2 separate regions of the Homo sapiens genome follow, and region 1 is linked to region 2. Evidence: chromatin loops called from intact Hi-C (ENCODE). Cell type or tissue: PC-9. All regions are shown on one strand.

Region 1 (5,000 bases), 240 kb after region 2:
TACCTTTTCTCATCACCTTGAAGCATCCAGCTGTTGAATGGGGCAAGGTTGAATCCCATTAGTTTGCAAGTTTATTTAGGGGTGGGCAATAGACTAAATGAAGCTGCATTTAATAAGGAAGATGACCCATTTCTCATATCCACAGAAGCTATGCACACTCCTTTTATTAGGCTACATATGTCAAATACAGGCTCAGCTTACGTTAGCTTCTATCCAGCCAAATTATAGGGGTTTCCTGCCTGTATGTGATTGCCAAATATTGCAGTTTTCTCCCCAGACCCATAAAAAACTGTCTCTGAGACCAAAAGGATGAAAACAAATTGTTTTACCTTTAACTCAAAAATGCAAAGAGGGCTGCTCTGACTCACTCCTACCTCCATATGTGCAGCTCAAAGCCACATTTGTGGAGGAGTCAAAAAACATTTACCAAACTCCTGAATCTTTCTTTAAGGGACCACTTATTTACATTGTTTTTGCCATTAAAAAATTGCATATATTTAAGATGTATAATATAATGTTTTGATATCCTTATCTTAATATACATATATAGTGATATAGTGAAGTGATCACTATAGTTAATGACAACAACAGCAACAAAAGAAGGAGATCCTGCCTTTCACAATAGTAAACTGGATGAGCCTAGGGGTCATTGTGTTAAGTAAAATAAACCAGACACAGAAAAAAAACAAAACAAAAAACAAAAACCACTGCATGATCACACTTATATGTGGAATCTTAAAAAAAAAAAAGAATACATACAATGGAGACTAAATATTTACCAACGGCAGGGGGTGAAGGCAGGAAAGGGGAAGATGGAAATCAGAGTGGGCGCAGCTGCATTCACGGGGCATAAGAAAGTCTAGAGACCTGCTCTGCAACATGAGGACTATAGTTGTAAATATTCTATTACAGACTAGTAAGTTGCAAAAAGAGTAGATTTTAGGTAGTCTTCCTATACACATACACAAAATAGATAATTTGCCTTTAAATCGGTGTATTAGTCCATTTTCACATTGCTATACAAAATACCTGAGACTGGGTAATTTAAAAAGAAAGAAGTTTAATTGGCTTACATTTCCGCATGGCTGGGGATGCCTCAGCAAAGTAACAATCATGGCGGAAGGGGCAGCAAAGCATATCATACATGACAGCAGGAGAGAGAGACAGAGAAATGGGACGTGCCATTTTTAAACTATCAGATCTCTTGAAAACTCACTATCAGGGGAACATCATGGGAGAAACCGCCCCATGATCCCATCACCTCCCACCAGGGTTCCTCCTCAGCACATGGGGTTTATAATTCGAAATGAGATTTGGGTGGGAACACAGAGCCAAACCATATCAGTCAGACTCCAGAGTTAACCAGGGAGCACAGCAGGATGAGTTCAATGTTCCTTATTACCTGAGACATTTTGTACTTTGAAAAATCATTTTTAAAAGATTTCCCTTGGTATATATACAATGTTAATTCTTGCTCGCACATCTCACACATAAACGAGATCAAAATGAAACTTTCCCTCTATTAAAAAAATAGATTTAGGAAACAGCTTCCAAACAGGAGGAAAAGGCTGTCAGCTACATTGTTTCCTTTTCAAAAGATACATCAAGAAAAGAACCAGCTTTATTAAATGGTTCCACCAGTTTTGAAGGGAGCCATTGGACTTCTTTCACAAATTTCATCCCAGCCATCTGAGAGAGAGGACAGTTTTACAAAACTGTGCCATAATGCAAATATTTTAATTGTGTCTCAAAAAATGAGAAGCATTGAATCTATTATACTATGTAGATAATAAACATACAAAACAAATCAATTCAGACGTAGAGACTTCCCTGTGAACTTTAAGGCTGCTCTGGGAAAGGAGGTTGAGGGTGTAAGAGGCCTTAGGACCTAAAAGGGTATGGAAGAGCACAATATTTGGTTTAATTTAAAGAAATAGCAAAGTTGAGAATGCCTGCCCTGAACAACTTGATTTGTTTGTTCACTACGAAATGAAAGTTTCAGAAGAGTGTGGAGACAGAATCTGGTCTAATAACTTTACTTGCCACTAATTTGATATCTCATGACACGGACTGTCAACTTTTCCATGGAAGTAGAAAATTCTGGTATTCTGGATGGTCTTGGAATTCTAAACTGGCTTTGTTCATACTGGGCATGGCAGGCGGAAGGGGCATTGTAACCAATCACAAACTTTCTTTTGCATCATTGGAGACACAAAAGGACATGTCCTTCCCTGATTTATTCAGGGTTGCTTTCTACCAAAGGAGCTTGCATGTTAATCTGTTGAACATTTGTATATCTTCTTTTGAAAAATGTCTGTTTAGGTCCCTTACCTATTTTTTTAAAATCAGGTTATTTGTTTCTCACTATTGAGTTGTTTCAGATCCCTATGTATTTTGGATATTTTGAGTTTGTTTTTGTATATGATGTGAGGTAAGAATCTAATTTCATTCCTCTGCATGTGACTGTCTAGTTTTCCTCAGTGCCATGTGTTGAAAAGATTGTTCTTTCCCCACAGTGTGTTCTTGGCACCTCTGTGAAAAACCACTTGGCTGTAAATGTGTGGGTTTACTTCTGGGCTTTCTATTCAGTTCCATTGGTTAATGTGTCTGTTTTTATGCCAGTACCATGTTATTTTGTTTACAATAGCTTTGTGATATATTTTGAAGTTAAGCAGTGTGATACCTGCAGTTTTATTATTTTTGCTCAAGATTGTGGGGTCTTCTGTGTTTCCATATGAATTTTCAATTTTTTTTTCTATTTCTGTAATTTATTTGTAAGTGTAGGGGCCTTTTCTTTGTAATGTCTTTCTTTATTTGAGCAGGTGAATTTCAGAGAATGTAGCACCTGCTGATATTAAGGAAGTGCTCACTCGGAAGCAGAGAACACAGAAGTCTGCCTGTCCCTCTGATACCGTTGAGAAGGACCAGTCTGTCTTTAGGGGACTCAGGTGCCTATTCTAATGAAAACAGAAAATTCGAGAACTGGGGTAGAATGAAGTCCTGTGTGACCCTGCAGAGGCAGTTGGACAGGGCTTCAGCACAGGTCTGTGCTTTGTTCATGAGTCATAGAAGTGGCATCTCAGATCAGCCTGTTTACAGGGCAACTGCAAAGCACTTTACTCCTGGACTGTTTCTGATCTCATTCAGGGGAATGGTACCGACCATGATTTCCTACTCTTTATTGTTGCATGTAAACACATGAATCAGTGTCAGTTTTGTACACTCTTAATAACCTGATGAAACTATTGAAAAAATATTTGGAGCAAGGAACATATGTCAACAATGAAGAAAATAGTGTTATTTCACTGGTTACATATTAATGGACAGAAAGAAATAAAGTAGATTATGATATTTCCCTCTATGAGCTAGGAATCTCCTGCTTATATGATGAATAAACAGCAAGGTTTCCTTCACTTGTCTAGCAAAAAAACAAATTGGATAATGTCATTTTTTGGCTCAATATTAAAACTAAACATTGGATGTGATTCCAAGTGGTTTCCTGTCCTGCTTAGAATAAAGTCCAAAATCCATATTAGGATCTTCAAGGTCCTACATTGCTTCTGGATGTCTTGACCATGTTGTTCGCAGATACTATTCATTGGATTCTTGCCATATTGTCCTCTTTGCTTTGCCTCAAATACCCCCAACTACACACCTGCTCTTCTTTCTTCCTGGAAGTCAATTCGCCAGATATTTTCCTCACGTTGTTCAGTCTCTGTTCAAATTCCACCCTTTCAGAGAGGACATCTTGAACTTCATGTATGAAACAATACTATTAGTCATCCTTTAACCCCTTGGTCTACGTTAAATTGTTATCTTCCACTATTACTTGATGTTATATGGCATCTGTTTTTTTATTTTGTTTATTTTCAACTCCCTATACCAATGGCTTCCAAACGTTTTTGTTCACGACTCAGCATTGTGGTAAGAGTTCCTGTGAAAACAGTAAGGGAACTAATAAGTTAGACTAACGGATTAATTAGTATGGGAAGGATGTAACCAGCATTTTCGGGGTATGGGCTCGATGGCTTATGGGAAGGATGTAACCAACATTTTCGGGGTATGGGCTCGATGGCTTATGGGAAGGATGTAACCAGCATTTTCGGGGTATGGACTCGATGGCTTATGGGAAGGATGTAACCAGCATTTTCGGGGTATGGGCTCGATGGCTTATGGGAAGGATGTAACCAACATTTTCGGGGTATGGGCTCGATGGCTTATGGGAAGGATGTAACCAACATTTTCGGGGTATGGGCTCGATGGCTTATGGGAAGGATGTAACCAGCATTTTCGGGGTATGGGCTCGATGGCTTATGGGAAGGATGTAACCAGCATTTTCGGGGTATGGGCTCGATGGCTTATGGGAAGGATGTAACCAGCATTTTCGGGGTATGGGCTCGATGGCTTATGGGAAGGATGTAACCAGCATTTTCGGGGTATGGGCTCGATGGCTTATGGGAAGGATGTAACCAGCATTTTCGGGGTATGGGCTCGATGGCTTATGGGAAGGATGTAACCAGCATTTTCGGGGTATGGGCTCGATGGCTTATGGGAAGGATGTAACCAGCATTTTCGGGGTATGGGCTCGATGGCTTATGGGAAGGATGTAACCAGCATTTTCGGGGTATGGGCTCGATGGCTTATGGGAAGGATGTAACCAGCATTTTCGGGGTATGGGCTCGATGGCTTATGGGAAGGATGTAACCAGCATTTTCGGGGTATGGGCTCGATGGCTTATGGGAAGGATGTAACCAGCATTTTCGGGGTATGGGCTCGATGGCTTATGGGAAGGATGTAACCAGCATTTTCGGGGTATGGGCTCGATGGCTTATGGGAAGGATGTAACCAGCATTTTCGGGGTATGGGCTCGATGGCTTATGGGAAGGATGTAACCAGCATTTTCGGGGTATGGGCTTGATGGCTTATGGGAAGGATGTAACCAGCATTTTCGGGGTATGGGCTCGATGGCTTATGGGAAGGATATAACCAACATTTTCGGG
Region 2 (5,000 bases):
CCTTCTGTTGGGCCATTAGGATCTGACCGGTTCTCCAAGACCTCTTTGATGTTCTGTCGGCTGCTGGAAAGTACATGGTAACCCAACCTTCTGGTTATTGGTTAGGACGCCCAATATTCCCCAAAACAGCCTCAAGTACTTGGCTTCCTCACCCTTTAATCTGTGTGTAGACCAGTGCAGTGTCTTTAAGCAGTAATTATTTCCCCCACATAGATATGACAAACCCAGAGCCAATCTGCACAGCCAAAAGAAAGTGCAGCTATTTACCTTGTAACAAGGTGTTTCAGAATCAGGGGGAATAAAAAAATCCTTCATTTCCAGCAAAAAGACAAGGTAAAACATAGATTATAGGCTGATATGTTTTCCTAGCACTGGAATTATACAGCAACTTTGCCTCTGGAGAGGTACATTAATAACACATCTCAGAAAATATGTTACTTAAACTGAAGAGATATTTTCTTCTTGAAGGGAAACATTTAATGATGGTATTAAGTTAACACAATCCATCGGCAGTCGCAAGAGCATCATCGTAATTTGGTTGGATTCTAGCAAGTTCAGGAAAGTAAATTATCTCTGCTCCCTGACACTGCAGTGTTTAAGAATGTGATCTGTGGCCTGAAGGAGGAATGGAAAAAGAAAATATGTCCTTGATTTTTTAAGGCTGAATTTAAATCGTTTGACTCAAAATAAAAACATAGATTGAGAAATCTAATTATCCTATCCATCCCCACTCCATGCCCTCGAATCTGAAAAATAAGCCATTGCTATTAATTTATATAGACCCCCTTTGTTTTACAGTTCAAGTAAAAGCAAATAGGAATCTATGTATTCTTATATCCTTAGGCCCTATTTCTTATACAAAATATAGCATCCTGTACACTGCTCTATACATTGCTTGTTTCACTTAACAATGTATCCTAGAGATCTTCCCATAGCTACATGGATAGTGACCTCACTTTCTCTAAGCTCGTGGTACTTCAGTGTAGGGTATATCAGAGTTGGCTTTCAGGTTTTTTTTAATACCTTTGTTTGAATAAAATCTATTTGCTGTATTCACTCCTCCAAGTGGAATGTGGCCTGATATTTGTCCAATCATTCACCGTTTTCAAAGTCCCTCTAACTTGGCGCTTACAACAGCTTTGTAAAGATAATGCTAATACCTATTTTTACAGTTGTAGCTGAGGCCACACACTCACCAAATGACACCAACACAACCACATTATTCCCCCCAGAGCCATCGCTGTGTCCTCCGCTCCTGGGGTCAGTGCGGGAGGGCTTCCTACAGCTAGCACTCCTCTCTGGGGTCAACGTCCTTCCCTCACCCCTACTGGTGAAATATGATTTGAGATCTCCAACTTCCGTGCAATTGATTTTGGTCTTTTGAGACTAGAGTTTGCAGAGTGAGTATGAAGCCATGCTGTTAAAAAGAATTATCAACTTAATAATAGTGAATTTGAAAAATAGTTGCAAGCCCTCTAAGCAATGGGAGATTGGAAGAAGGAAGAAAGCCAAAATGGCTCAACTTTTAGTTAAATATATCTGAAATTGTATATACCTATGAAAATACTTGTCTCCCCATACAAATCTGTCACCCAATACGATCTGGGGCTGAGTCAAATTTACTCCCACACCCACTAACTCTCCATGCAAAACTTAAGACAAATCCTAATACACAATAGGTGTCTGAGTGGATTAATAAAATCCACATGGCTGGGCTCAGCATGAGGAGGGGGAAGAGCCTGGCCCCTGGCCTTGGCTTGACAACATTCCCAAGAAGCTCAGATTTCCAGTGGAAGCACGGCACATGCATGTTCTTTCTGGGTTGGTCCATGGCAGTTCAGTGAGGGACAACTGATTTGTTTTTGTTTTTGCACATCTGTGTCACTCTGCGTGGTCAGCTAATGCCCAGTACTTGCAAAAGAAAGTGGCTGTCCTGTGTTAGAACATGATAATAGATAATGCCTCATGGTAGATCTTTAAGCAGGGAGAGTGGCCACTGAGTCCACGAATGAAACAGAAAGAGGGAAGCCAGACGTCCACTGAAGATTCTAATTCAAAGTTAAAGGGGACACTAGAAATGTTTCTCTTTCCAGCGTGCTGCCATGCAAAGACGTTCACAGCAATGAGTTAGTTAAATTATAAATTAAATTTATTTTTGAGAACCTATTAGATATCAGACACTGTTTTTCCTGGATTTACAGACATGAATAAAAGGGACGCAGTTCTCTGTCACTGGTGGAGTTGTCGGTTTCCAAAAACACAAAAATGAGTAAGACATTCTTCCTTTCTTAAACCAATTAATATCACATTTCTAAATATCAATGAATTTACTTTTGGAGGGTATCACTGTTACTGATATCATCTATGTTGTTACAGACTTAGTATGTTCTATTTTTCTTACTTTATTTTATTTTATATTTTATTTAATTTTTTGAGACAGAGTCTCGCTGTTGCCCAGTCTGGAGTGGAGTGGCGCGACCTCGGCTCACTGCAACCTCTATCTCCAGGATGCAAGGGATTCTCGTGTCTCAGCCTCCCAAGTAGCTGGGACTATAGGCGAGTGCCACCATGCCCAGCTAATTTTGGCCAGGCTGGTCTCAAATTCCTGGCCTCAAGTGATCCATCTTCCTCGGCCTCCCAAAGTGCTGGGATTACAGGCATGAGCCACCATGCCCAGCCCCATCTTTCTAATTTTAATCAATTTATTTAAATAAAATTTTTCATCACTACCATAAATAGACAAGTGCTCTTATTTGTTAATAAATTAAATATAAAAACTAAAGCAAAGAAACAAACTCACGTTATTAAATTTTCTCTGCACGCTGTATGTACTGATACAGTGTACAGATGCAGTGTGGGCTTTGGGCTTCTGAATCTGCTAAATAAGGGGGTTAGCAAGGGTCAGCGAGGCATTAAAGAATCCTAGAACACAAGAGAGGTTTTTGCCTCATCATCATGATCAGATGGACTGAAATAAAATAGAAAGGGAGTAACTTAATACTCCATGAGTCAACGCTACTCAGTTCTGGTCCATGTGTCACCTGATATCACCCCCAGGAATGTGGCCCTGGGGATGCTCACTGTGCTTAGGCGAGTTCGCATGTGAAAGTTTAGTGGTCTTGAGGTTTTTCAGGAGCCTTGTGGCCTGAGAGTCAGATGAAATTAGACCCAAAACTGCTATTAATGTGCCAGGTGGTTCATGTCATTTACTGCTTTGAGTATGCATTTCCTTATGCATAAATAAGATGATATTAACTTCCAGTATATCATATAATTAACACAAACAAGAAAAAAATGTTATTGGAGTGTGGTGACAGTAACAAAGGAAGGAAGCTGGCCTGGGCCTGGATTCCACCTCTGCAGATCATTAGCAATGCGTCTTTGAGAAGTTACTCAACTTCTCTGTGTCTTGAATGCCTCTTCTGCACAAGCAGGATGACAATGATACCACTTTATTAGGTCTTTGGCAAATATTATGTGAGTTAACTACATGCAGCTGACACATAGCAGATGGTGAATTAATGTTAGTTCTCATTATTATATAAAGCATAGAATGGCATTTGGCACGAAGTAGGAATTTGTGCAATATGAAGCTGCTACCAACCCTTTCTCTCATACATGACTCTGTATCCACTGATGGTTATCGGATTATTCAGCCAGGAAGAAGGAGGGATGGCTCTCCAAAGACTGAAGGGGATAGATGGGGGAGGACAGGGTATGAACAGGTTGAAGTTATTTTATGGTTTCCTGTTGCATCAACTCTACTAGTTGGAATTTTTAGATGACAGGAGGAGATGGGCTTTGTGATCCTAAAGAGCATAAATGTCAGAGGAGACTATTTCTGTAGAGCTAAAAAATAATGGCTCAATGGAATCAGACTGAAACAGCACTGAGCAATGATGAATGATTCTGGGGGATCTAAAATAGTAGACAAAGGGGCACTGTCCAGTCTTGCCTTGCAAGACCCTAGAAGGAGTGAACCTTCGAGAGGGATGTTAGGGCCACTTAAAATGCTCCACCTAGAAGTCAAAGAGATCATTGAAAGTGATGGATTTGGAAGGAATAAATCCAGAGGAGGCTCCAGAGAGGATGCAAACTGCCAACTGAATGTGTTTTTCAGGATTGAAGCAACTGTGGAAATAAAGGAGCCAACTGGAATGAAATTAAACAAATACTACCCTAAGTAGAGTCACCCATTCCAGGATTGCTTTCCTTGCTCTTCACTTTCTCTTGCTCACGCCTTCTTAGAACACAAAAATGGGACCCATGGCCTCAGATAAAGAACAATTTTTCCTACTTTTAATTTTGTGTATAAGGGATTCCCCCTCAGCCCGCCTTCCAACCATAGACAACAACAGAGACCTTCTTCCATAGTTCTTTGCAATTCATAGAAAGACCACTGGGACTTATTTTATCCTGATTACATAGATGTGAGATTGGCAAAGGCAGGTCAATGTTTTCTTTTACAAGATATAAGAACAAAATAGTTTCAGACAGACTCCAGTCACATGGGTAGTTAGTGTTGGAAACAAAAATCCAAGCAGGTCTTCTGTCTTAGGATGTCATATCCCATTAACAGACCAGGATTTCTGAATTGCAGCCACCTGAAAATACTTTTTCATTTCAATGGAAATTACATGACCTTGTTCTCTAGAGAGTCTAATTTAGTTGGTCTGAAGCAGAGCCCTAGAAATTATAGTTTTTTTAGAAAACTCCCTGGGTAATAATAAGATTTGGAAATCACTGAATTGTCCATAATCTGTCCCGTAGCTGAGTTTCAGATGAAGAAAACATTTTTTTCCATTCAATCTCAGAATGACATATAATAACATTCTCTTTCACAGCATTTAGAAAATAAATGGGTATTTTTATGTGATTTTTTTTTTTTTACTGTGCTGTTGCTCTTGTTGTTGTTATTCTTGTGCTCTGGGTCACAGAGTATTTTTATTTTCATTTCTGTTTCATAACATTCACCCACTCATTCATTCAACAATCAACAT

The links. A loop is a pair of places that touch in the nucleus more often than their neighbours do. Peaks named below come from ENCODE experiments on the same cell type or tissue, not always from the same donor. Only the 100,000 strongest peaks of a DNase experiment are listed, where the experiment ranks them.
Region 1: it touches region 2 in a loop (4-fold over the local background); 1 of 110 quality-filtered maps calls a loop at or near these places.

Annotation. Positions count from the first base shown.
Region 1 is chr12:126,579,337-126,584,336 of GRCh38, forward strand. No RefSeq gene overlaps it. Among named protein-coding and RNA genes, the nearest start is that of LINC02824, 110 kb to the right of the region's middle. In PC-9, no CTCF peak of the experiment used is centred here; a DNase peak (open chromatin) is centred at 3,095.
Region 2 is chr12:126,334,717-126,339,716 of GRCh38, forward strand. No RefSeq gene overlaps it. Among named protein-coding and RNA genes, the nearest start is that of LINC02350, 89 kb to the right of the region's middle. In PC-9, no CTCF peak of the experiment used is centred here; a DNase peak (open chromatin) is centred at 3,015; H3K27ac peaks cover 3,452 bases.